3 separate regions of the Homo sapiens genome follow, and all the other regions are linked to region 3. Evidence: chromatin loops called from intact Hi-C (ENCODE). Cell type or tissue: PC-9. All regions are shown on one strand.

The links. Peaks named below come from ENCODE experiments on the same cell type or tissue, not always from the same donor. Only the 100,000 strongest peaks of a DNase experiment are listed, where the experiment ranks them.
Region 1: it touches region 3 in a loop (11-fold over the local background); 1 of 110 quality-filtered maps calls a loop at or near these places.
Region 2: a loop joins it to region 3, with 5 times the contacts of the local background. A loop is called at or near these places in 1 of 110 quality-filtered maps.

Annotation. Positions count from the first base shown.
Region 1 is chr4:185,966,081-185,968,580 of GRCh38, forward strand. All of the region lies in intron 1 of LOC124900828 (a long non-coding RNA gene), which reads left to right. Among named protein-coding and RNA genes, the nearest start is that of TLR3, 100 kb to the right of the region's middle. In PC-9, no CTCF peak of the experiment used is centred here; a DNase peak (open chromatin) is centred at 1,111; H3K27ac peaks cover 1,733 bases.
Region 2 is chr4:185,845,534-185,848,033 of GRCh38, forward strand. It overlaps a transcript of SORBS2 not described here. Among named protein-coding and RNA genes, the nearest start is that of SORBS2, 35 kb to the left of the region's middle. In PC-9, no CTCF peak of the experiment used is centred here; no DNase peak of the experiment used is centred here.
Region 3 is chr4:185,895,780-185,898,279 of GRCh38, forward strand. It overlaps a transcript of SORBS2 not described here. Among named protein-coding and RNA genes, the nearest start is that of SORBS2, 85 kb to the left of the region's middle. In PC-9, a CTCF peak has its summit at 966; a DNase peak (open chromatin) is centred at 1,532; H3K4me3 peaks cover 709 bases; H3K27ac peaks cover 2,500 bases.

The sequences.
Region 1 (2,500 bases), 70 kb after region 3:
CAATTCTTACACAGAAAAACAGCCAAAAGTGAAAGTGCCTTTAGGCTACACGTTGGCTTTGGGGAAAAGGAACTCTGGTTTCTGTGACACTCGTTGGGGCAGAGAGATTCTAGTTCCTGCGACTGGCCTCAGGGGAGAATGGGGCTGAGAGACAGGAGGGTGAGAGAAGGTCACAGGGAAACTTCGCTTCTGAGGCTGCTTCTGCCGTCTTCACTTTGAAGCATCATTTTTCTGAGCCTCAACATTCTTCAGTCTGAAACTTCCCCCCAGTAGTTTTTTTGTTTGTTTGTTCATTTGTTTTGAGACAGAGTCTCACTCTGTCGCCAGGCTGGAGTGCAGTGGGGCGATCTCGGCTCACTGCAACCTCTGCCTCCCTGGTTCAAGCGATTCTCCTGCCTCAGCCTCCCGAGTAGCTGGGATGACAGGCACCCACCACCACACTGGGCTTATTTTTGTATTTTTAGTAGAGACGGGGTTTCACCATGTTGGCCAGGCTGGTCTTGAACTCCTAACCTCAGGTGATTCACCCACCTCGGCCTCCCAAAGTGCTGGGATTACAGGTTTGAGCCACCACGCCCGGCCCCCATAGGTAGTTTGACAGTCCACGGATCGGGTTGGTGGATTGTCTCCCAGGCTGTTCCCAGGCTCTCAGTCCTGAGAAGAGGCCTTTCAGCTAATCAGTTGACAGTTGTGTCTCATTTCAGCAGCAGTGTTGCAGACTGGCTTCCACCGAAGTCAGGCCCCAAATAGTGTGAACAGTCATGTACGTAGCAAAGGGCATTTCTAGGGAAAGAAAAGAAAACAAACCTTTGGGTCTAGAGGGCAGCCAGTCAAGATTTTCAGATGTTAGACTTGAAGCATCTTCATATGGAGTGAGAGCAGACAGTGGCAATCTGGGATTTTTCCGGTTCGCAGTTTGCATCCGGTGAGCTTTCTAAGTGGCCCATATAGTAATAGGCAGAAAGTTTATTTCTACATAAAACTGCTGTGGTGATTTCTCCAAAGGCTATATCAGACCATCCAGTTTTAGTCTGCAGGGTTTCAGGAAAGTGCAGTTTTCATTTCAGTGATTCCAAGCTGGAAGGGTGGAGAAAAATTACAAATACTACTTTGGTGAGTCATAGTCAAATATTGCAGGAAACTAAAATAATTCAAGATCTGGTCCAGATTGTAGGTAGATAGTAAACCCTCAAAAACAATGAGGTAGAGTCTAATAACAGGTGCACTAGAGTTGTCTTCTGAAATATAATTTTTATTTCTCTAGTCCACCTATCAAAAAACATAAAAAATATGTTTCAAACAAAAAGTCATTAAAACAAGACTAATTTGTTCATAAGAAAAGTTTAGTCTTTAGTCTTTATGATTTTTTACATAAGTATAGCAAGAATAGTGATCAACCATATAGGCACTTTTTAAATTGGCTTTGTGGGGAACTTTTTCATAAGGAACCTCAGACTGGACTTTCTAAAAGCCTCTCAGGTCTCAGGAGCCAAGCCAAGGACGCACCTCAGGACTGTACTTACACAAACAACTGTTTTGCCTTAAAACTAGAATACTCGCAGTTGCCAAATTTTGGAGGGATCAGGTAGGGACAAAGGTAAATGTTTCAATTTTGCTCATAAAAATATACGTTAGCAAATTGCTGCAAGCTATAGATAGCATAGAAGAGTTTCCTTAACAATGCAGATAAAAACATAAAAAATATGTTTCAAACAAAAAGTCACTAAAAAGTCATAATCCTTTGTGAGTTCAGTCCCATGTAATTAATTCTTGTTCTGCCAATGTAAGTTAGGATTTTCTTGAGTCCAGTTTTTCCATTCGAGTTATGGAAACTCAGTCCAATGGTATGAACTCAGAGTTAGAATTATTTTTGTTCTTTCCATATATTTCCTTGAAGACACAACATTTTAGGACTCTAATCACTTGCAAAGAGCTTTCAGAAAAAAACATCAAAATAAAGCAATTAACTGTGGACAGTAAGATGTAAAATGGCTATGGTTAAAGATATGATAGGAATTCACAATAATAATGATGCAACTGTCAAGAAAATTTGGTCCTCTCTGTGGCACACAACATTTTAACATTAGCGTTATGACTGATAACATATACTAAAACATAATTTCTAGGATTTCTAGGAATCTCTTACAATTTTGGAACACATATGTCAATAACATATTCACACAAATATAACCTCAAAGAAGGTTAAACATCATTTCTTATTTGACAATGTTTGTCATATAATTTAACATATCAAGTAAGTCTAATTTAATGTCTTTCTTGGATTTCCAGGGGCCCTCCTATAATGTCTAAAAGTTACTTTGAGGTCAAAAAGACTTAATTTTGATTTGGGGAAAGTTGCCAAAATAAAGGTTGCCATCACAGATCATTATGAGAAAAATAACCACTTATTTAAACAAAAGATCTAATAAACACAGTGTGATGCACATGGAATATTTTTTCTTTCTCTTCTTTTTTCTTTTGTAGTTTATTCAAAAGGGAA
Region 2 (2,500 bases), 50 kb before region 3:
AAATTGCACAAGCCATAAAAGGAAAAATTAACACACTGGACTTGATCACAGTTAAAATACTCTGCTAAATAAAAGGGAAACCACAGAAAGGGAGAAAATATTCACAAAATATGTATCTGATAATAGGCTGGTATACAGAATATATAAAGAATGTACACAACTCAACAATAATAAAACAAACAACCCAATTTAAAAAAAGAAGCAAAAAAATAGGCAAAAGTTTTGAACAGGTACTTTAACCAAAGAGGAGATGCAGATCTAAATATGGACATGATAAATGCTCAGTACCATTAATCATTAGGAAAATGCAAATGAAAACTATTACACACCTTTCAACTGGCCAAAATATAAACAAAACAAAATCTGACAATATCAAATGCTGACAAGGATGTGGAGCAACAGGAGCTCTCATTCACTGCTAGTGGTGATGCAAAATAGTACAGACTCCTTGGAAGATCGTTTCTGATACTGTTAAACATAAACTTCATGCCACCTGGCAGTCCCAACTCCTTGGCATTTATCCAAGAGAAATGAAAACATATGTTCATACAAAAACCTGAAAGTGAATATTTATAGAGGCTATATTCATGGTCACTAAAACCTGGAAACAACACAAATGTCCATCACCTGGAGAGTGGATACAGAAACGATGGTACATCCATACAACAGAATGTTACTCAGCAACAAAAAGGAAAAGGCCACTGATAGTTGCAACAAATGGACGCCTCTCAAATGCATCATGCCAGTGAAAGAAGCCAGACCCAAAAGACTAAGTATTGCATGTTTCCACTAATAATACATTCTGGAAAAATAAAACTATAGGGACAGAAAGCAGATCAGGGTTTGCCAGGGGCTGGGGTCAGAAAGAAAATCAACTGAATGGGGCCAAGGACCCTTTTTGAAGAGATGAAAATTTTCTACACATTGATGTGTTGGAAGTTCTGTAATTTGATACATTTTTCAAAATTCATTTATCTGTACTCCTAAAAAAGGTGAATACTGTATATAAATTATACTTTCATAAACCTGACTTTAAAACATGACTGAGACTATCACTTGGTTAAGGCTAACCAAAAGGGCTTTGGCAATCCTATTGGGAACAATTTCACTGGTAAAGCCTGAAGCGAGACTGAGATAATAGCGTACATTTATTCAATGAGGTAGAAAGCAAGGCAGAGAATAGGAAGCGGGTGCTTCTGCTGAGTGCTCCATTAATCAAGTTAAACTGTTATTTCTTTCCCCCTAGGCTTGTAATTCAAACCAGGGAAAGTTTGGGAGAGAGGGGGAAGGGGGAGAATGGAGTTATGATTCAGAATCTCCAAGGGCATTTGTGTTTGAAAATTTTATTTATGATATTTAAATTTAGAGAAAAATCCCTATTTGTCAAATAAAAACTAGGGAAAGGAAAGAATGATAACACCTTTGGTAGATGAGGATATCCAGAATAAAAACATGACTCACTGGGGCCATGCTCCCTGGGGATTCTTTGGTGTGGCGGGAGTGGCGATAGAGACAAGATTTTTTATAATAAAACATGGCAAAGGATAAAACAATTAGATAACTTCTGTCCCCAAAACTTACACTTATCTTGTGTTTAATAACAGATTCAGTGTTGATAGAGTCTGAGAGTATTCCCATCATAATGTAAGTCTGCTCCAGTGGACTTTTTACCACTTTGTGTTTGAGCCTCAATTAGTAGGAAACAATCTGTTCTAAGATAAGAAATCAAAATCTAATTTTGTTATTTCTCCCTAGTGAGTGGACACTTTCTTTGGGATTGGAGAAAAGGGACTGAATTGGTTTCCCTTTAAAATGCCTTCAGTATCTTTTGGATTGGTGCACCAAATTCTCACTCTGCCCAGTGTGGAGGTGACTGCTGAGTGCCGAAATGCCAGGACCAGAAAATCAAGCTGAACACATGCGTCAATGGTGAACAATTATAGCTCAGAATCCATCCTCGCAGGATCTGGGGTCCCTGTGATTGTATCATCCAGACATACATCCTCCTCTCCTCCCAACTGCAGCAAGTCCAAGCCAGATCTCGCAGGATGAGTAAGCGACATATGGCATGTGTGAAATTCCACTCCACCCTGTTGCCCTTCCCAGAGCTGCTGTAGACGGCAGCAACGATTATAGCAACCTTGACTCCATAAGGAATGTGACAATTTAAACCCTGCAGACTGTTTAGCAATGAGTTATTCCAAGCAGTAAGTTGTACCCTAGAGCCCTGGAATGAACTGAAGAAGCACTGGGCTCACATCTTAGGAGATCTGTTCATCAGGTAGAAACTGGCTTCATCGGCAAGGATTGAGATTTTTCTGCTATCGTTTTTGATGGCTAGTCTCATCAAAGAGCAAACAGCATGTCTCAGATTACAGCTATCAGTCCTTTGGCATTCCGCAGGCTTCTCACATTCATGCCGAGTCGCAGGGCTGACCTGGCCTGAATTGTGGGATCTGAACTCTCCCAGAAATTTAAGAACCCCCAAATTTGTCCCCAG
Region 3 (2,500 bases):
AGAGAAGTAAAATGTGGGCAAATTATAGTTTTCCTGAAAGAATTTAATTTTCAAATAATTCTGGCCAATCCCTTCATTGTTTTCTTTTGAAAATATTATTATCGGAAAAGTTTGGTCCCAAATTCTCAGCACAGAATTTCATTTGGATTAAAATTAGCCAGAGAGAATGATCAGTAAGGACCAGGAAAAGGGAGTGTATGAGAGTGATGGAGTTTGAAATCTCATTGAGTAGAAATCCCATTGACCACAATTATCCAGCTCTGAACAAGGATCAAATGCTCATAGGCCAAAAAAAGCTCCGGATTAGGCCAAAGAATCTCACTTAACCAACTTGTATATAACAAATACTCCAGTGGATTCCACAGCAATTTCATTTTGGAATTTGTCATGGGAAATAGGTAGGAAAGACAGACTGAAATGGATTCATGCATAAAGAAATGCACTTAAAGAAAAGGGGTAATTTTTGGCATTGACGGGTTCTGAATTAGATACAAATCCTCAGAGAAAGGATTTAGACATGTTGGCCAGGCGAGATGGCTGACGCCTGTAATGCCAGCACTTTGGGAGGCCGAGGCAGGTGGATCACCTGAGATCAGGAGTTCAAGACCAGCCTGACCAACATGGTGAAACCCCGTCTCTACTAAAAATGCAAAAATTAGCTGGGTTTGTTGGTGCACGCCTGTAATCCCAGCTACACGGGAGGCTGAGGCAGGAGAATCCCCTGAATCCGGGAGGCAGAGGTTGCAGTGAGCCAAGATCGCGCCACTGCACTCCAACCTGGGTGACAAGAGCAAAGCTCTGTCTCAAAATAAATAAATAAACAAACAGCTAGTAACTGGGTTTTGACATATGGAAATTCCTTACTTCTTATTTCAATTCACTGCTCTTTTCTAAACACAGAACTACTGTGTAGTGTAACAGGATGATTGGCAGGGGGTGCTCTGTGGCCCCTGGTGTGTGCCCCTAACAAAGAGCCATGTCCTCTGCAGAGAGTTCTTGGTGGAGGAGGCTCCACTGGGAAAAGCCAAGCCACTGGGTGGTGCGTTGCCCTCAAGTTTCCCAGTGATGCCAGTGATACCTGCCCTAAATTACAAATGCTGCTTACACATGGCCAAAAAAAAAAAAAAAAGCACATGTCAGTGATTGGTTGTATTACAAAGCACGTCAGTGATTGGTTGTATTACTGAGCTACTGGAAAAGCTGCAGCATCTGCAGCAATTGCGGAGGCTCAGGAAACAGTACCCCAGATGACAGCCTCAGAAGCAAGAGCTTCTCTCTGCTCACTTCTGCCTTCCGGTTCCTCAGCCCAATTCTCCCCTGAGGCCAGATATAGAAACCAGAATCCCTCTTCCTCCAGGACCGTCACAGTAACCACAACCCCTTTGCCCCAGAGCCAGCCTTAAAACCTAAAAGTATTACTCTAACTTTCGCTCCGCCTTTCTGGGTAAGAACTGGCGATAAAGACACTCTCTGACCCACCTTGTTTGAGTGTAGGTATGAGATCCGATTCCAGAGAGGGCCCCACCCCACACCAGAAGGAAGGAAAGCTGACCAGAGAGGCCAGCAAGAATCTGGACAGACAGGCCTTGCTGGGTGTCCCCACTCAGTCTATTCGCATTAGACCACACCCTTTCGTCCAATCCTATGCCTACACAGCTGCCCATACTTTGTTAAACCTAAGCATAAAAATGGACAGTTTCCCCTGTATCTTTGGGTCTTCAATCTGAAGGCTCCTATGTACACATTAAGAAAATTTGTACATCTTTTCTCAAATGAATCTGCCTTTTGTGAGTTGATTTTTCAGCGAACCTTCAGAGGGTGAAGGGAAAATTTCTCCTAGGCCCTGACACAACCATAACTACTGCAGTCTGAAACAGGTATGCTCCACAGCCTACAACAGGTATAGAAAGTCACGGAACACAGATGGCTAAGGTTCAAACCAGCACGAGAGGGCGTTCAAAAAGCTAAGGAGTTAGGCTGGGTGCAGTGGCTCACGCCTGTAATCCCAGCACTTTGGGAGGCCGAGGCAGGCAGATTACCTGAGGTCAGGAGTTCAAGACCAGCCTGGCCAACATGGTGAAACCCTGTCTCCACTCAAAAAAAAAAATTTAGCAGGATGTGGTGGCAGGTGCCTGTAATCCCAGCTACTAGGGAGGCTGAGACACAAGAATCATTTGAACCCAGGAAGCAAAGGTTGCAGTGAGCCAAGATCATGCCACTGCACTCTAGCCTGGGCAACAGAGCAAGACCCCGTCTCAAACAAACAAAAAAGCTCAGGAGTTGGATAGCTCCACAGCAGGGGCTAACATTCCATCTAAGCAAAGTGACTATAATCCAACCACTTTTTGACGTCTAAATAAACTTGTGCCTTTAATGACTGTTTTCTGATTGACATCCCATTACTGCCTGAAGGCAAAACAAGCTGAAAGGGCAAGATTGTGTGATAGCCAAAGAAACTCATTCACATATTAAGCCATTGACAATTTTAAGACATATTCTA